Regions from separate parts of the Homo sapiens genome. Here all the other regions are linked to region 4. The links are chromatin loops, found by intact Hi-C in ENCODE. Cell type or tissue: Caco-2. All regions are shown on one strand.

Region 1 (2,500 bases), 64 kb after region 4:
TACACCTTGAATCTTCTATGGAGTATTAAATGCTCTGAGTATGATATTAATTATCAATCCTTTTGGCTACATACTAGTCTATTGAATGATTGCACAAATCTCTGATTGTTGACACTTGAGGATTCCACTTTTTCATTATAATATACAAATTGTGATAAGCATTCTTGTATTAAAATCTGTTGTGCCTGTATAACAATATCATTATGATAAACAGCTATCACTTGAATTACTGCATCAAGGGATATGTAACAGTTTATGACTTTTGATTTGTATCACAAAGTTGATCTTTAGAAAGATTGTACTAATTTACACAATTAGAAATGTGTGTCACTTCTGCAGTTTCCTGCCCAATACTGATCTGAAGGGTGAGGCCAACCTACATAGACTTGGGGATGACTCTGCCGCCCCAGACAGCCTGGAGGGTAGAGCATCAGTCCAAAGAGGAGTAGTCTCAGGCCTTAAGATCTGATAGAATTTGCCTTGCTAGGCTTTGGTCTTGCTTGGGACCTGTCACCTCTTTCTTCCTTCTGGTTTCTCCATTTGCAGTGGGAATGTCTATCCTAGGCCTGTCCACCATTGTATTTTGAAAGCACATTAACTTGTCTCATTTTACAGGTTTATAGCTGGAGAGAAATTTTACCTCAGGATGAATCATACCTACAGTCTCCCCTATATCTGATTTAGGTGATATTTAGATGAGACTTTGGACTTTAGAGTTGATGCTGGAATTAGTTAAAACTTGGAGGGCCACTGGGATGAAATGAATGTATTTTACATGCAAGAAGGACTTGAATTTGGGGGAGCCAGGGACAGAATGCTACAGACTAGATGTTGTTACCCCTCAAATCATATGCTGGAGCCCTAACCTAAAAAGTGATGTTACTTACAGATGGAGTCTTTGAGAGACAATTAGGTTTAAGATGAGGTCCTGAAGCCCCCAAGACACCAGAGAGATTGCTTTCGCTCTGTCTCCCCAACGTGAGTGTGGCAGGCCAGGTTTCTAGTAGCAACCAGAACAGTCGGTTTCCACTAACCTTTTACTATAATTTTGATGAATGCATAAGTTAAACATTAAAGAACTGGAGAAACTGGGTGTATGAGGGCAGGAATGTGAAAACAAACCTATTAAGACCCTGCCTGGGTTTTCTCAGACCCTAAAGTCTGATAGAATAATAGCATTCTTAAACATGCACTTTGTACCAGAACACACTTAAGAAACTTTCCAAGACTCTAGAGAAAGCTTTCCAGACCCCAGGCTCTAGTTAAAGATTAGATATAGATTGAATGAAACACTCCTGCTTATGGCCGCACTCCCACATGTAGGCATTGAGCTTAAAATATACACGAGCACTAGAAAAAAACTTGTAATTTTGAGTCTGTCTGGTGATTTACTCTGACTTTCTCCCTGTAACCAGTTGCAGAAATAAACACCCTTGTTCCAAGTCTGTCTGCATCTGGTTATTGGACCACGAGAACAAGCAGCTGGACCTCATTCTGTGCAGGAAAATGAGCACATAGCAAGAAGGTGGCTGTCTACAAGCCAGGAATAGAGCCCTTTCCAGAATTCGATCATGCTGCCACTCTGATCTTGGACTTCTAGCCTCCAAAACTGTGAAAAATAAATTTCTGTTGTTTAAGCTACCCAGTCTATGGTATTTTGTTATAGCAGCCCAAGCAGACTAATACATCTGGTGTCATTTCACAGCCGAGATTTAATGCCTCCTGATGATACACTGGCTAGTAGCAACATACCAGGCAAGGACTGAGTTGGAGGGACAAGATAGTGGAGCTGGTGGGAATTATGGGGAGTTAGTGTGGGTGAACTTCAACTAATACAAAACAAGAGACAAGAGAAAGGTAGGCAGTTGCATTTCTCCCTTTTACCTATCTTCCATGGACTACTCTGAGGTTATGATTCCTCTTTACAATTCTTCTGGAGAGGTAATGAAGGCCAAGCTAACATGCCCACTGAGCAATGTGCTGGATCTGCTTCCAACTCATTGTGTTTCATGTCTTTCTTTACCTCACTTTTCTTTTTTCTTTTATCTTAACACACATGTGTTTGCACCTCTATAGGCAGCAATACTTTAATTGTTGCCCCAGGCTCTGTTTTCTAGACGACCCATGCTAAGAAATGAGTTTTTGACAAGCACCATATACTGCTTCTCAGCCTTTTGACTAAGAACAAGTGTGATAAAGATGATATATTTTTATTATGATAGAAAGAAATCCAATGAACTTATAAAAAAACAAAAATAACAACACGCAAAAAATATGGAGTTGAGTCATTTTATGTTTCAGATGGCTATTTAATACCATTATCTTTTAGAAAGCAAGTGATAAAGTTTCCAATTATATCCTTGTATAAACACAAAGACTGAATAATAAAACATACTTGATTCGATTCTTACCTTTTAGATAACTATACCCAAGTAATACAAATTAATTACAAAGTATAAACTTAGCAGGAGGTCTCACATATAGAGTCCTTGAACATATT
Region 2 (2,500 bases), 81 kb after region 4:
ATTGAATACTGTACTGAAAGTGAAAAACACAATGGTTTTATTGGTACTTGGAGTATGTTTTCTACTGAGTGTGTAAGGCTTTTGTAGCATTGTAAAGTAAAAAAAAAGAGAAGTAAGTCAAACCATCCTAAGCGGGGAACTGTTTATGCTAGGATTTTGCCCCAAAAATGAAAAATGATGCTGCCTGCAAGTGTCAATTGGGTCTGCCACAGTTCAAACATGTCTCATTATTAATACCTAAAATTTCCCTGGATTCATAGCATTATAGGAAATAAAAAGATTCATTCATAAAACAGTACCACTTCATGGACTGAATCACATACAATTTACTGACAGTTAAATTAAGCTTAAACATAACACATACAACACATAATTAATAAGTAGTTATAATTATATTGAACTTTGCATCCCTAGACCCGTGCTTAGCATAGAGTAAGCATTCAATAAATTTCATGAATGATCAAAACACTGAATGCATAAGGAAATAATATGCTGTGGTATTAAAACCAACTTCATATCATAGGACATTGTGTTGAAGGCTGTAGGCAAAGTAGGAGGGCTGTGTTGTCTTCCAGCTCTGCTTCACAGTCTCTTCTGATTCTAGTTGTGAGGCTGTATTCTTTTTGATCTACTTCTCTATTTCAGTTTTCTATACTGTTCCATGCTGAACATTCTGTTATAATTTTTTTTTTTTTTTTTGAGAGACTCTCGCTCTGTCACCCAGGCTGGAGTGCAATGGTGTGGTGTCAGCTCACTGCAACCTCAGCCTCCCAGGTTCAAGTGATTCTCCTGCCTCAGCCTCCTGAGTAGCTGGAACTACAGGTGCATGCCACCACACCCGGGCTAATTTTTATATTTTTAGTAGAGACGAGGTTTCACTGTATTGGCCAGGCTAGTCTCGAACTCCTGACCTCGTGATCCACCCACCTTGGCCTCCCAAAGTGCTGGGATTTCAGACGTGAGCCACTGTGCCCCGCCTTCAATTTTTAATATAATCAGTTTAGAGAGCTTTCTCTGAGATTGCTTAAACTTAGCTCATACGTTCAGGCTCACTGCTTTAACACCTGGATATAAACCTGTATCATCCATTTCAGTATGAACTTGAGAAAGTCAAAGACAACATGGTGACAAACACTCTCTCCTTGTCCAACCTCTAGCATGGCTTCTCACAGCTCAAGGTAGTGCCTCTAGGATGATGTCACTAGTCCCCTTAACATGCCTGCTTGAAAAAGCTTAATGCTGGCCAAAGAATTTACTGTTCGTTCCAGCAGAAATCTGACTATAGGTCCCTGATCTCTTTTTTCTTAGGAACCCTTCCTTCTACTTGAGAAAACTTGCAATTGTAAAACATTTGTCCCTTTGAGATGCATCTTCTGCAACCCAAAAATGTCATTCTCAAGAACCTGAAAGTCAGCCCTTTGAAATGTCATCGTCAAGAATGCTAAAGCTCTGTCTTCCAGGCTATATGAGAGTGCAGGAGCCTAACTTCGATAAACACCAGTTAACAAATACACAGATGACCTTATCACATTGACCCACCTTCCCTGCCTCAGTGTCCTTCAGTACTTTTCCTTTGTCACACCCCAGCAAACAAACAATCCCACATTTTGTTTCAACAAAACTGAGCTCAGTCAATACCAAAGTATTTCTCTCTCATTGCAGTAGTCTGAATAAAATCTGCTTTGCTGCCTTTAATGGACATTGGACTCTGTTTCTCTTTAACAGTGACCAAATTTCCTTATCTCATAGATAACCTTGCCTTCTACTTCACCAAGAATATTAAAATTCTCAGTGGTGATCTTCCTTAGCTCTCTGATTTGCAACAAACATGCTTATCTACAGTGACACACACTTTTTCCTTCTTTTCTCTGATTTCAGAGGTTGTGTCTCTCCTGCTCCAGGAAACACATTTACGTATGCTCTGGGATTCACTTCTTTTCCCTTCAGCTGGGACCTTCCATTATCAGTTCCCCTTTTTATATGTCACATCTCCTTTAAACTGGCTGCTCCTCAGCCAATCAGCATGCTCAGGCTCTTCTGTTCTGAAAAGATTTTAAACTCCGTCTGATTTCTTTTCTCCTCTTATTCCATGAATCTTCAATGAGTTATCTCTACTTTTCAATGCCCACTTTTTAATATTCACTTAATTCTCACTCCACTGAAATAGAGCCTCTCAACAAATCTCATGGACTTCCTCTCACTAGTGACTTCCTAAATCCTGACTTCAAGGGAAACTTTTTAGTATCTAACTTATCAGGCTTCTGTGCTGACCTGGGATGTGCTGGCCATTAACATGTTTCTTACATGTTTCTTTTACTCCTTTGACTTTGTTCTGCACACATGGCCTTCATTTTCAGTCTTCTTCATGGGCTCTTTTTTCTCCACATATACAACATAGTATCCTCTTCAGACCTCTAGCCTTGGTCCTTTTCTCACCCACTGGTCCCTCCTTGAACAGCATTACTAATCTCATGATTAATTGCTTATAAAAAAATAAGTA
Region 3 (2,500 bases), 95 kb after region 4:
TTGTAAACCAAATAAAATGACTGAGGCAAGCTTCAATCAACTTAGAGATTTATTTTGCCAAGGTTGAGGATGCACCTGGGAAAAAGAGACACAAGGCACAGTAGGATCTGCGGCCTGCACTTTTTCCAAAGAGAATTTTGAGAGCTTCAATATTTAAAGAGAAAAAAGTGGGCAGGATGGGGAAGGAGGAAAGAAAAAAAGAGAGATAAAGAGTATGGTCACATTCTTGTGAGGCTTTCATTAGCGCTCACGGAATCCACATGTTGCATATGAAAATGAGGGAGTAGAGGAGCAGTCAGTTATGTATTTGCTCAGTAAAACTGCACTTTACATAAGATAAAGTAAACACAGAGTAGAGGAAGAAGTCAAATATGCATTTGCCTTAGGGTGGAGGGGACAATTTCTAGTCTCCTCTTGTCCCACACTCATAAAGATAAGCTGTTAATTTACATTTTCAGGGTGAGGGATGCCACCCGGGGAGATATGCGGCCTTTTATCTTGTAACTGTTTAGGAACAAAAGGAAAGGCAGGTTTTGGGGTTTTTGTTTGTTTGTTTTTGTGCATGACTCAGCTTCCAAGCTTAATTTTTCCCTTTGGCATAGGGAGTTTAGGGTGCTGAGATTTTCTTTTCCTTGCTCACTATATATCTATTTATTTAAAATAAGCCCACAAGGAAAGCTTGTGGTGTTAAAACTGTGTAGTGTCTGGACCATGGAGGCAAATACAGGAAACTACATAGGTGATAAAATGTGTAGAGCTTAATACACTCCAATTCATACCAATGAATACAAGTACAATGAGGGAATCAAAATAAGATCTTTGGATTGTATAGATGTCTGTATCTTCATTGTGATATTATGCTGTAGTTTTGCAAAATGTTACCAATGGGGGAAAATAGACAACGTGTACAAATGATCTTTTTGCATTATTTCTTACAATTGCATGTGAATCTACAATTATCATAAATTTTTAAAATCTTTAAAAATAGTTTAAAAATCAAGCGACAAGCTGCTAAATAAAATATATTCTATACTCCTACCTTGAAAAATAGGCCTCTTAACTACCTGGAATTCCAGTAAGGGAGGAGACCACCCCTCATAGTGTCTTATGACCAATTTCTGCCTCAAAGAAAAAGTAGGAGTTAAAGAAAAGACAGAAGTGAAATCAGTAGTCAGACAGCCCGGCGCTGCATTCCCAGGCTGGTAGTTAAAGATTGACTCCTGACTTAACTGGTTATGTTATCTATAGATTCCAGACATTGTATGGAAAAGCACTGTGAAAATTCCTATCCTGTTCTGTCCCGTTCTGATTACTGGTGCATGCAGCTCCCCCGTCACGTAGCCACTGCTTGCTCAATCGATCACGACCCTGTCACGCGGACCCCCTTAGAGTTATAAGCCCTTAAAGGGGACAGGCATTGCTCACTCAGGGAGCTCGGTTTTTGGAGACGTGAGTCCACCGATGCTCCCAGCTGAATAAAGCCCTTTCCTTCCACGACTCGGTGTCTGAGGGATTCTTGTCTGCGGCTCGTCCTGCTACACCAGGTTCAAATTTCAGATACCCTGACTTGGAATTTTCCATGGGAACACAGCTGCCTAGGAAAGCTGCCCCATCTCAGAAGCACTCCTATTCTCTTCTCCTCCCTGTTCTCTAAAATGCATGTTTGTGGACACCCACATTTGTGGACAGAACATACAAGCTTCATCTACACTCCTCTTACCTCTCAAATGGAGTCCTTGGCCGCTTCTTGCAGGCTCCAAAACCAGGCTCCAAGTCCTTCAAACATGAAATTCTGAGTCCCACATACTTGGAGTCAGTCTATGGGTCAGAGCGAGGGGCACTGTAGCCTCTGGGTAGCACATCTCCTTTACCTTGCTAACTCTTCACATCATCTGTAGGGACACAGCCAGAAAAGCACCAGGGAAGGGTCCAATGCAGGGTCTCTTGTCAAAGTCTAAGGGGAGTATCAGTCAGTACTACCATTTTATAAATAAGAAAATTGAGTGAAATTATACTTCATGTCACTGATAACTAGTAATATCAGGTTTCCAGCCAGATCTATTAGAGTCCAAGGCCATGTCACAGCAGTTCTAGCACACTCTCCCCTGATGAAAACCTGAATAAAATGCCCATTTTATTGTCTAAGGAGTCCACAAGGGCCTATCTATCTGCTCACAGCTATCCTAATTACTAGCCAGATATACAGTTGCCTTTCTCAGGACTTGTGTCATTCATTTAATGAGGCAGATTATTATTGAAATTGAATTAAATTCAACAGGCATTCATTGAGAACACCACAGTCATTGAGACACGGCTCATTATTTGCAGGACCAGCTCATTAATTTTGATTAATTCAGGTGCCAACTCTACAACATACAAAATAGATGCTAAACGTATACAGATGCATTATGCAGAAGCCATTATCAAGAATAGTGCTTTCACAGGCATTCCTGAGATGTTTCTATGGATTCTGCTCTATTTTTTCATTATTTCCAGAAAT
Region 4 (2,500 bases):
GTTAAATCCTGATTCCATCACTCACTAGTTTTGTCATCTTGGGAGTGTTACTTAACTTTTCTGTTTTGTATTCCTCAGAATTAAATTGGAATAAAAATAGTATCTACTTTGCCTGGTGGTTATGAGGATGAAATGAGTTAACATTTATAAAGCTCTTAGAACAGTGCCTGGAATATAGAAAGTACAATACTGTATAAGTGGGTGTTAAATAAATGGATGACAATCTATCTGCTTAAGACCTTTTTCTGGAGGAAAATGCTTACTCACGGAAAGTAACCCTCCGTAATCCAGCACCTGCTTACCTGTCCAGTCCAACTCAGTTTATCCCACATAAGGGCAGAGCTATAGGCACGGAAAACTATTGGCAGATCCCTGATCCTGTCCTGCCGTTCCATTCCCCCATGCCCTTCTCTCTGGAATGTCCTTCTCTCTGGAACATGAAGTGAACTCCCACCAATCATTCAGGCATTAAAGATTGGTATCTTCTTCCTTTTAAGCCAAGCCAAGTTACTCGCTTCCTTTGTGGTGCTGTCATAGAATCTGGCAGATATCTCTATTATTCCATTTACCACACTGCCTTGCAATATTTCTGACAAGCCTCCTTCCCCTATTAGGCATGCTTTTTGAGGCCAGTGACTGTGTCCTGTATCCTTATCTCTTTGATACATAGCATAATAACTAGCATGGAATATAGGATACAACAAATATTTCTGTTTCATTATCCTCTACGTGTTTTCCTTCCCCTCTCAATAGTATTAGCAGTGATATCATGATGCCTTAATATACATAGAACACTTTAAAACATATGATATCCCTTTTTTGATCCACAGAATAAAAGAAAAATAATTATTCTCACATGTGAGAGAACTGAGGTTTCAAAAATCAAGTGGTTTCCCTAGGATCATGCAGCCATTATTCAAATCCAGGGCTTGTAATTCCAAATCCTACAAATTATTTTTCCATTTCACAATTACCTACCCTCCCTTGAAGATGACTATTTTGTATTAAACTCTGGGAAAATAATGATTCTGCTCCCTACACCTTCTTCAGAAAGCACCTCTGCTTTAATGTCTATGAGTCATACTAACCCCATTGAAAAAAAAAACAAAAACTAAAAAACTAAATCATCTTGTTTTAATCAACAAGAATAGTATTGCTCCTGGCCAAATGCATTCATTACTTACAAATATGCTTTGTAAGCTCCCAGATAGGTGTCTTTTAAAAATATGTTGTGTTCCCACTGGGGTTTGATCAAAATCCGTGGTTGCTCTTCAAGGGAACAAAGTTCTTGGAGTCAGATAAGGAAGCCTTGTCTGCAAATTCATTTCATATTTTACAGGCCTAGCCAGGAATAGTCACAAAAGAGAAGCACCTGGTCAGGCATGGCGATCATTCACAAGATCCGAACAAGGAAGATCTTTCTTTAAAAATAGATTTCGGAGACACCTGAAGATTAGGCTGCGAGCTAGTGTCACTGGTAAATAATAGTCTGGTGTTTACATTTTCACCAGGGATTGTTTCTCCCGACACTACAGATTAAATGAGGCAGCTAGACTCTCGGAGCCTGTCATTTTACGGGGAGAGCTATGTCTTTAAAATGTAAACAAAAGAGATAGTCTGTCTTTCTAAGGAGTTTAAGAAAAGCCGGAATTTAACATGCAAACACACTTCTATCCTGCTTGACACTTCTATTCTGCAAGACAAGCTTTATACTAAAGCTCTAAAGTGAGTTTTTTCTCACCTCAGAAGTCCTTCCAAATCCAGGTGTGTGGCCAATGCTAACTGCTACAGAGAAAACAAGCCTCTGGCTCATGGGAAGGACAGGCTGTGTTGCCAAACACAGACCCTTTGGGGTTTGAAATCTTGACAGGTCCCAAACAAAGTGTCTTGTTGTGTTTCCTCTTTTATAGACTATAGCATTTAAATTTTATAACAAGAAAAGATGTATACTTTCTTTTACCTTTATTTTGGGAGGATATCTACCCTATGAGAGACTATCTGAAATAAGAATCTCATGTAATTACTGTAAAAATCCATGAACATCCCAGTCACATCAGCTGGTTACATTTATTCCCTCCATTAAAGACACAAAATAATGTAAACAGATTCCCCTTTTTCTGTGACATTCCCCATGAAACTAAGTGCTGTTTTCTCTTTATAAGAACCATTGACTGAAACAAACTTCTGATTCAATATCTGGCCCATAACAGCTGTGAAAGCACAATTTTCTATTGATAGCTTAAATCCCATCTCACCTTGAGAATCTTAGTTATAGGCAGGCTAGAAAACACGTATAACCATATAACCCTAAACACATAGTTTATAAACAACATTCCATCTTAAAGGGAAAACATTAATTTTTGGTATCAACAGAATTTATTTGTGCTTTAAAAAGTAAATTTTGATTGTGATAAGAATTGGTGTTTGAATTTTGTGTTCAAAATGATTCAGTGTTCAAAAGTCTTTGATTTTAGTCAAATGAAATATAGGCTTTCTTTGG

Evidence for each region. Hi-C counts contacts between places; a loop is a spot of excess contacts. Peaks named below come from ENCODE experiments on the same cell type or tissue, not always from the same donor. Only the 100,000 strongest peaks of a DNase experiment are listed, where the experiment ranks them.
Region 1: it touches region 4 in a loop (5-fold over the local background); 3 of 110 quality-filtered maps call a loop at or near these places.
Region 2: a loop joins it to region 4, with 5 times the contacts of the local background. A loop is called at or near these places in 3 of 110 quality-filtered maps.
Region 3: it touches region 4 in a loop (6-fold over the local background); 2 of 110 quality-filtered maps call a loop at or near these places.

The regions. Positions count from the first base shown.
Region 1 is chr15:53,861,191-53,863,690 of GRCh38, reverse strand. It overlaps a transcript of UNC13C not described here. Among named protein-coding and RNA genes, the nearest start is that of WDR72, 100 kb to the right of the region's middle. In Caco-2, no CTCF peak of the experiment used is centred here; DNase peaks (open chromatin) are centred at 1,060 and 1,220; H3K4me3 peaks cover 177 bases.
Region 2 is chr15:53,843,522-53,846,021 of GRCh38, reverse strand. It overlaps a transcript of UNC13C not described here. Among named protein-coding and RNA genes, the nearest start is that of WDR72, 85 kb to the right of the region's middle. In Caco-2, no CTCF peak of the experiment used is centred here; DNase peaks (open chromatin) are centred at 1,191, 1,541 and 1,941.
Region 3 is chr15:53,829,999-53,832,498 of GRCh38, reverse strand. No RefSeq gene overlaps it. Among named protein-coding and RNA genes, the nearest start is that of WDR72, 72 kb to the right of the region's middle. RefSeq lists an enhancer at 102-603. In Caco-2, no CTCF peak of the experiment used is centred here; DNase peaks (open chromatin) are centred at 438 and 1,298; H3K4me3 peaks cover 211 bases.
Region 4 is chr15:53,924,726-53,927,225 of GRCh38, reverse strand. It overlaps a transcript of UNC13C not described here. Among named protein-coding and RNA genes, the nearest start is that of UNC13C, 52 kb to the left of the region's middle. In Caco-2, no CTCF peak of the experiment used is centred here; a DNase peak (open chromatin) is centred at 1,401; H3K4me3 peaks cover 258 bases.